Linked DNA regions of Homo sapiens: all the other regions are linked to region 2. The links are chromatin contacts, found by Hi-C or POLR2A ChIA-PET in ENCODE. All regions are on one chromosome and are shown on one strand. Each heading gives the region's core, a stretch centred on a gene start or an enhancer-like site at or near the end of the contact. The rest is flanking DNA. Distances are from core to core; before and after follow the strand shown. Region 1 overlaps ARHGAP17 (Rho GTPase activating protein 17). Region 2 overlaps PRKCB (protein kinase C beta). Region 3 has its middle 18 kb from the start of LINC02175.

What was found. Hi-C counts contacts between places; a loop is a spot of excess contacts on that map. ChIA-PET counts read pairs that join two places held with the same protein, here RNA polymerase II (POLR2A). Pooled maps may share reads with other maps.
Region 1: a map with no recorded cell type shows a loop between it and region 2 (6-fold over the local background). The contact joins two enhancer-like sites. A Hi-C loop is called at or near these places in 3 of 37 single-sample maps with no recorded cell type and 2 of 50 pooled maps. POLR2A ChIA-PET finds 5 or more read pairs at or near these places in 1 of 52 experiments (OCI-LY7).
Region 3: a map with no recorded cell type shows a loop between it and region 2 (4-fold over the local background). The contact joins two enhancer-like sites. A Hi-C loop is called at or near these places in 2 of 37 single-sample maps with no recorded cell type and 3 of 50 pooled maps.

Annotation. Positions count from the first base shown.
Region 1 is chr16:24,978,825-24,981,524 of GRCh38, forward strand. ARHGAP17 (Rho GTPase activating protein 17) reads right to left here. Exons shown (of 20, transcript NM_001006634.3): 2 at 142-181. Among named protein-coding and RNA genes, the nearest start is that of ARHGAP17, 35 kb to the right of the region's middle. Within about 2 kb of position 1,432, at least 12 of the 41 ENCODE cell types and tissues checked have a DNase peak (open chromatin) inside an H3K27ac peak, as active enhancers do; they include OCI-LY7, where a contact is called at or near this core.
Region 2 is chr16:23,841,972-23,844,671 of GRCh38, forward strand. The region is part of intron 2 of PRKCB (protein kinase C beta); the gene reads left to right. Among named protein-coding and RNA genes, the nearest start is that of PRKCB, 7.3 kb to the left of the region's middle. RefSeq lists an enhancer at 197-246. Within about 2 kb of position 1,325, at least 3 of the 41 ENCODE cell types and tissues checked have a DNase peak (open chromatin) inside an H3K27ac peak, as active enhancers do; they include OCI-LY7, where a contact is called at or near this core.
Region 3 is chr16:25,047,427-25,050,126 of GRCh38, forward strand. No RefSeq gene overlaps it. Among named protein-coding and RNA genes, the nearest start is that of LINC02175, 18 kb to the right of the region's middle. RefSeq lists a silencer at 2,102-2,396. Within about 2 kb of position 1,350, at least 41 of the 41 ENCODE cell types and tissues checked have a DNase peak (open chromatin) inside an H3K27ac peak, as active enhancers do.

The DNA of each region.
Region 1 (2,700 bases), core at 182-2,681, 1.1 Mb after region 2:
CTGCTCAAAATCACACTAATTAATTTTATTCTGTTTCTGGTTAAAAAAAAAAAAAAAAAAAGCCCACAGGCCTCAATTCTCACATAGGAATTTTTTTCCATCCTTTAAACAGATCATTTAAAGGAGACTATATTTTGTTACCTGTAATAGATCTTCACTAAGGACTTCTGTTTTCTCAGCTCTGTGGGAAAAATTAAAAATTCAGAGTTAGAAATCCAAAAATGAAAGGCAACTCCTAAAATTTAATAATTATTAGCCTGGAGTTTAAAGCAAAACAGGCAGAAATAAATTTAGAAGGGTTGGCAGGGGCAGTTTACCAATTTTTACATCAGAGAGCAATTTAAGCAAAACCAAAGAAAAATAACTAAGCAAAACTTTGTGGGGAATAGCAGCCCAAAACAAGAACAAATGATCCTGAGTAGTGGTTCTCAAATTTGAGCAGGCACAGAATCACCAAGGGCAGCAGGTGCTGATATAAAATGCCATTTCCCAGGTCCCTCTGGATATTCTATTCTAATTCAATAGACCCTGCATTTTTAACAGCCACTCCTTGCTCAGAATTCCATTGCAGGAGGTCTAGAGACATGGCTTTGAGAAAACACTGTTCTACAGAAGCTTAAACTTCAGTTCACAACCAGAAACGTTATGCAAAGATGCAAGCCTAGACCACCACACACAATAACAATTAGTTCCTCCTTCAAATTTCCTCTCCATCCTTACTTTGAAAAGAAACTAAGTGTTTCCACAACTTTCTCTGCTATGCTTTGAACTACTACTAATTTCATCAACCCTTCCATTAAACCAACACGGTGGCCAGCAATCAGAAGGGGGCATTCCGAGCTGGCGGAGTCTCAACTGTCAGACCATAATAATTTTTATTTTATTATTATTATTATTATTATTTGAGACAGAGTCTCATTCTGTTGCCCAGACTGGACTGCAGTGGTGTGATCTCAGCTCACTGCAACCTCCACCTCCCGGATTCAAGCGATTCTCGTGCCTTAGCCTCCCGAGTAGCTGGAATTATAGGCACGTGCCACTTCGCCCAGCTAATTTTTGTATTTTTAGAAGAGACAGGGTTTTGCCATGTTGGCCAGGCTGGTCCCGAACTCCTGACCTCAAGTAATCCGCCCACCTTGGCCTCCCAAAGTGCTGGGATTACATGCGTGAGCCACCGCGCCTGGCGTGAAGGAAATTTTTAAAAGAGAAAGAAAAAGTATGTTTCAGCTCTGAACAGTGAAGGGAGTCAGGGGAAGGCTGTCAATGAACCGGAAATTCAGAACAGGGATTGTATGATCTTGGCCGGGAACCAATGCAAGAGCAGGAAAAGCTCTTGGGCCAGAAAGTAAATGAGACCCCTAGAATGACCTCGAAATGCTGCTAAGCTCAGAGTAGTGCCAACTGTGGGCAAGGGAAAGAAGCGCACAGCTCCTCCAGTCTACACTTAAGGCAATGGCACGTTAGCCAGAACAGGGCATTGCCATGGGGGATTCTAACACTTGTCATCATGGCACTGTCCCAGTCAACCTGGAGATGCCTACAGGGTGGCTCACTCACCAGTTTCTGCAGGAAACTGGAATGCTGACCTGACTCAAATACTTCCCAGGGCCAGAGGATCAGGGCCTAGAGACAAAGCCAAGGCCCCAGCTTCCAGAGGCAGCCAATTTTCAACTCTATGAAAAGGTTCCACCAGCAACAGGCCAACATATGCTACCCTAGACCTTGCTTGGCAAGCAAGGTGCCAGGCATTGCTGAAGAGCCAAACACAGGTAGTCATACCAGTTAGGGAAGGGAAGCAGGGCCCCAGCTGACCATGAGGTCAAAGAACCAGACTCAAAAAGAAACCTGACAGTCAGCCTAGCAAGAACACACCTGGCATGAGATCGTCATAGTTTCACCATTAGACGCCCCCATTCCTCTCGCCAATGCCTCATCCCTCCTTTAGCAAAATGCCACCAGGGAATGGGTAACTTTTGCCTTTCTTCCCTAGCCAAAACCCCCAAATCTGGACAGGGCCCTGTATACCTCTCACAGAATCCACCTCAACTCTAAAATGACTTCCTTCTGTAAGTACGAGTATACACAGAGAAGTCTCAAGGCCTATTAAAATTTTCACAAGTTCAAAAAAAGAGATTCAACCTGAGAATCAGAACAAATATGTCCTTTTTCAGAGCAAATTATTTTTTAAAAAATAACAGAAGAAGAGAAGAACTTGCTCTACAATCCCAATGTGGGCTATAAGCAGATGTGGGAAAGTTAGTAATAGCTCAGAGGTATGCTAGAGCCAACTCAGACCAACCAACCATGTGCATCTTCTCCCAACTCCTTGCTCAGTAACCTCACACTGGTACTTGAAATCAAAAACATAAACAACTGCAAACAATTCAAATAGGAGCTTGGCAGTTGTTAAACAGTTATGAGCACAGTGCTGCAACAGCCACAAAGAAAATAAAGCAAACATAAAAACGAGGCAAGTATTAACTTCAGGAAAAACAAAAAGTCCACTGGAAACATAAAGATAGTCATAGTAACTAGTATGCTCAGCTGCAAATAATTGATTGGACATAATATAAATATCAAATAGTAATACAATGAAAAATTATAACTGTATTGAAAGGATGGGGGGAGCAGAAGCAGAGGGAAAGGGCCCTAAACCCTCATTTATCAGAACAGAAAGTCAACAGACAGTAACTAATTTGA
Region 2 (2,700 bases), core at 75-2,574:
ATTTTAAAATTTTTTGTAGAGATAGTGGATCTTGCTTTGCTGCCTGTGCCTGGTCTCAAACTGCCAGCCTCAAGCCAGGAGTCTCATTCTGCTTTGGCCTCCCAAAGTGTTTGTTGTTTTTGTAAAGGAAGTGACTTTGGTAGAAATAGAGAGGCAATAAAATATAGAGATTCAGAATTCTTAGCAATGAGTTGGAGTCCAGTAGAATTGGGTATGTATCTCTGATGGAGCCGCTTACTCCCTGTGTGACCTTGGGCAAGTCGTCCCCCAGCAGCAACTTTGGTCTCCTCATCTGTAAAATGGGGATAATAGCACCTAACTCATAGGGTTATGGTGAAGAATAATGAGGTGGTGCATGAGAAATAGCCACAGCAAGTATCAATGACTCTAAGTGAGACCATCAGTATTACTTGATTAGCTGTAGGAAACTGTGTCAAAGTGGGACGGAGTTCATTCTGGAACTTGTTAAATGACTAGGCCTCTTTCATGTACTTAGATAGTTTCTCTTCTTGGGTATATTTCTTCCTGGGTATTGGGTAACACCAGTGAGTGCTCAGTTCAGTGTCTGGGCCCAGAAACCCATGCCTGGTTAGCATTGTCTTTTCTTCTGAGAAAGATCTGAACTTGCCATGGACTCTCTAGAAAAACCCCAGTGTACAAATTTTCTATGAAAAGCTAGAATTGATGATTATAATGAGTAAGTTGGCTCTTCCTTTTCCCATGTAGATTAGAAAACATGTTTTTAAATCTTCTAATTGAAATTATTCTTAAAAAACCCCAAAGTCTGACATGACTCCAACTATTGTTGTTTTCATCAATATCAATCCTATCAAATCAAAGTTTATTTTAGTGTGTAATTAACACATGTAGACTAGAAAAGTTTGCACTTTTTTATATCACAAAAAAGGTTAATTTTATTTTCTATGGAAAGCTAGAATTGATGATAATGAGTAAGTCAGCTCTTCTTTTTCCCATGTAGATTAGAAAACAGGTTTTTAAATCTTGTAGTTGAAATTATTCTTAAAAAACCCCAAATCATGACATGAATCCAACCATTCTTGTTTTTATCAATATTCACCCTATCAAATATAAAGTTTATTTTAGTGGGTAATTAACATGTGTAGATTAGCATAGCATATGTGTATTTATATAACAAAAAATGAATCAAAAGTTAATTTTATTTTGGGCAGTGTTCCCTAGAAACTTATAATATGGCCCCATGCACTTCAGGTTGAATTTTCTTAGTAAAATCATAAAGAGGTCCATTTTTTCAAAAAATCACCAAGTCAGGCTGCAAGTTTAGAGGTTACTTCTATTGTTTCACTTCTCTTTCTTCCCAGAAGCAGACCCCAGAGACCTGTGAGCCAAACTCCACTCACCTTTTAGCTTATTCTAAATGTGTCCTGCGGGCTTCTCTGTGAATAAAAGGCAGAGGCTTTTTGACTTCGTGTTTGATGATTTGGCTTTTTTCTTTTTTTTACCACCTGACGGGGGATTTCAGGCTCAATGTCCCAATCGAAATAAGAATCTTTGAGTGGGTTAACATTGAGTCTTAAAAAGGAGGGCTGATTTGTTGGAGAGGCAACAACGAATTCATTTTTCACTGTAGAGCACTCAGGAGGAGTCTGAAGCTTTGTCACTGGGCAACAGAATGCCTTTCTAAGTAAATATGGAAAATATGACCTTTGAAAATCTAGCTGATATGATATATAGATTCTTAGGATATAATTTTTAAAAAATATATTATTTCCAAGCACTAATGATACTCCAGAGATACTGCCCACAACCAGATGCAGCATGTTTATAGTGTATCTAGGCCAAAAAAAAAAAAAAAAAAAAAAAAAAATAGAAGATACAGAAGAAGGCAATTGGTCAAAAGATTAACTGAAGGTTTGAAAATAATTTTATACACATTTGTACTGTTGGGGTCTCTCTTCTCTCTGTCTCTGCTTATCCTTCTGTCTCTGTCTCTTTGTTTCCATCACACATGCACACACACACACGTGTATACACACACATATATGTAAGTAGATCAATATGTTATAATTTTCACAATACGCATCTTCTTTTGCTACTTTTCAGATACAGGTCATTAAATTACTAAGTATAATTTAAAATATATGGTCTGGCCTTTTAACTCTGCAGTTCAATTAATTCTTGGGTAGATAGGGGGATCTGCTGAAAAGTTTGTCTCTGACGCCTTCAAAGGTAAGTCCCTTATGTTCTGGCATTTGCTCTAATAACATGAATTCTTTGACTTCATTCATCCAATCTCTTCATTGAAATTGTGTGAAATTCCATAGATAGAATGTTAGCCTTTTTACAGAGAATACAACATCCACAGTGTTTACATATGGCATTTGGAGGTGTGATGGCTGCTTGAAAATCCAGTAGGAAATTTGTCTATTCACCACATACATTCATTTATTCATCCATCCATCCCTCCATTTATCCACCCACCTCTCTATTCATCATCCGTTTTTCTGTTTATCTATTTGTCCATCCATGCATCCATCCCTTCACTCCATTCTCCTTCTAAAAGTTCTTTTTTTTGAGACGGAGTCTTGCTCTGTCGCCCAGGCTGGAGTGCAGTGGTGCAATCTTTGGCTAACTGCAAGCTCCACCTCCCAGGTTCACGCCATTCTCCTGCCTCAGCCTCCCGAGTAGCTGGGACTACAGGCGCCCACCACCTCGCCCGGC
Region 3 (2,700 bases), core at 100-2,599, 1.2 Mb after region 2:
TGTTTTTTTTTTTGAAGAAACTAACAAGTTGATTCTAAAATTTATATGGAAATGCAAAATATCTAGAATAGCAAAAAAAAAAAAAAAAGAGCAAAGTTGGAGAACTTAAACTGCTAATTTTTTATACCACTTAATTTTAAGACTTACTATAAAGCTACACTAATCAAAACATTGGTCTTGACATCACAATAGACAAATATATCAGTGAAACTGAGTCCAGAAATAGACCTGCATACGTACTGTCAGTTGATTTTTGCCCAGAGCGAGTAAGTCAATTTTCTGGTGGAAGGAAGGAAAGTCATTTAATTTCTTTTTTTTTTTTTTAAGAGAGGGTCTTCCTCTGTCGCCCAAGATGGAATGCAGTGGTATGATCATGGCTCACTGCAGCCCCAGCCTCCTGAGCTCAAGTGATCCTCCCACCTCAGCCTCCCAAGTAGCTGGGAATGCAGGTGTGTACTTCCATGTCCAGCTAATGTTTTGTTGTTTTTTGTTTGTAGAGACAGGGTCTCACTGTGTTGCCCAGGTTGGTCTCGAACTCCTGGGCTCAAGCAGTACTCACACCTCAGCCTCCCAAAGTATTGGGATTGTAGGTGTGAGCCACTGCCCAGCCAGGAAATTATTTTTAATGAATAATTCTAGATCAACTGGATATTCACATGAGGAAAGAAATTAACCTTCACCCCATCTCATGCCATACACACAAATTAGTTGGTAATTGTTCATAAACCTAAACATAAAAGCTAGAATCGTAAATCTTACACATGAAAACATGGGAGAATATCTTTGCAACCATGGGGTGGGCAGATATTTTGTGAGTAGAACACAAAATGCACTTACTACAAAGGAAAAATAAATACATTAAGAAAATGTACAGGCAAACCATATAATATTTGCAATACGTGGTAAGGGTTTTATTCTTTTCCCAAAGTACTTTGGTATTACTCAGGTCTGTGGCATCTTGCATGATATTCTGTATTTACTGGCTTTTTGTTGAGTTAGATACAGAACATTGATCCAAGAGAATTTTCTGATTGGGTTTCCCCATTTCTTTTACCTTCGTGTGAATGTTGCTCCCTTTGCCATTTATGCTTTGCCCAATATTCAGTGACTGCTTACAACAGAGACAGATTTTAGATCATATTATTCTTTGTAAAGTAAAGAGACATTAGATGAAAGCAAAAGGCAACACGGGCAGTCTCCTCTGGAAGGGAATTGCAGCCTATATGAGTCTTCCTGGTTATTGAGGATTGAGGCTCAGCTTTTTAGGTGACTCAGCATTTAAGTCCTGGCACATTAACTATATACTAGCCACAGACCTGAAAGGAGGAAGGGAGACGAAGCCTAGCTCTGTTTCAGTACAGCGTCTTTTGCCCTTAAGACTGCTTCCTGGCCAGGCGTGGTGACTCATGCCTGTAATCCCAGCACTTTGAGAGGCTGAGGCGGGCGGATCACTTGAGGTCGGGAGTTCGTGACCAGCCTGGGCAACACGGTGAAACCCCGTCTTTACTAAAAATACAAAAATTAGCCGGGCATGGTGGTGGGTGCCTGTAATCCCAGCTACTATTTAAGTCCTGGCACATTAGCTGTATACTAGCAACAGCCCTGAAAGGAGGAAGGGAGACGAAGCCTAGCTCTGTTTCAGTACAGCGTCTTTTGCCCTTAAGACTTTGCTTCCTGGCCAGGCGTGGTGACTCATGCCTGTAATCCCAGCACTTTGGGAGGCTGAGGCGGGCGGATCACTTGAGGCCAGGAGTTTGTGACCAGCCTGGGCAACACGGTGAAAACCCGTCTCTACTAAAAGTACAAAAATTAGCCGGGCATGGTGGTGGGTGCCTGTAATCCCAGCTACTCGGGAGGCTGAGGCACGAGCATCAGTTGAACCCCGGAGATGGAGGTTGCAGTGAGCCAAGATCATGCCACTGCACTCCAGCCTGGGCGACAGAATGAGAGTCTGTCTCAAAAAAAAAAAAAAAAAAAAAAGATTTTGCTTCCTGCCTTCCGTTTATAAACCAATAATAAAACCAACAGGAAATAGAAACTAAAAATGAAACTAAAAGGTATAAAAGAACAATAGAATTAAAGTTGGAGGTAGTGCCATATCTTACAGACCACAAGCAGCATGCAGTTGAAATTCTAAATCTGAGATTTTAATGCTGAACATAGTTGAATTTTGCAATCTCAAATACATGTACAGTGATGCCTTCGGGTAACAGCTGCCCGCATATATGGTGGTGGCGGTCCCACGGGAATTTTTCAGCTCTATTATCTTATCACCTAGTGACGTAGCTGTCCTAATGTCTTAGCACGGTACATCACTCATGAGCTTATGTGGATGCTGGTGTAAACAAACCTACCGTGCAGCCTGTCCTATAAAAGTGTAACACATACAATTATGTACAATACATGAAACTTGATCATGATAAAAAACTGTGTTAACGGTTTATGTATTTACTATGCTGTACTTTTTATTGTTATTTTAGAATAACAACTTGCTGACTCACCCAGAGCAACTACTTATTAACAAAAAGTTAACTGTAAAAGCCCTCAGGCAGGTCCTTCAGGAAATATTCCAGAAGAAGAAATCATTATCTTGGGAGATGTCAGCTCCATTCATGTTATTGCCCCTGGAGACCTTCCAGGGGAACAAGATGTAGAGGTGGTGGAGAGTGATATTGATGGTGCTGACTCTGTGTAGGCCTA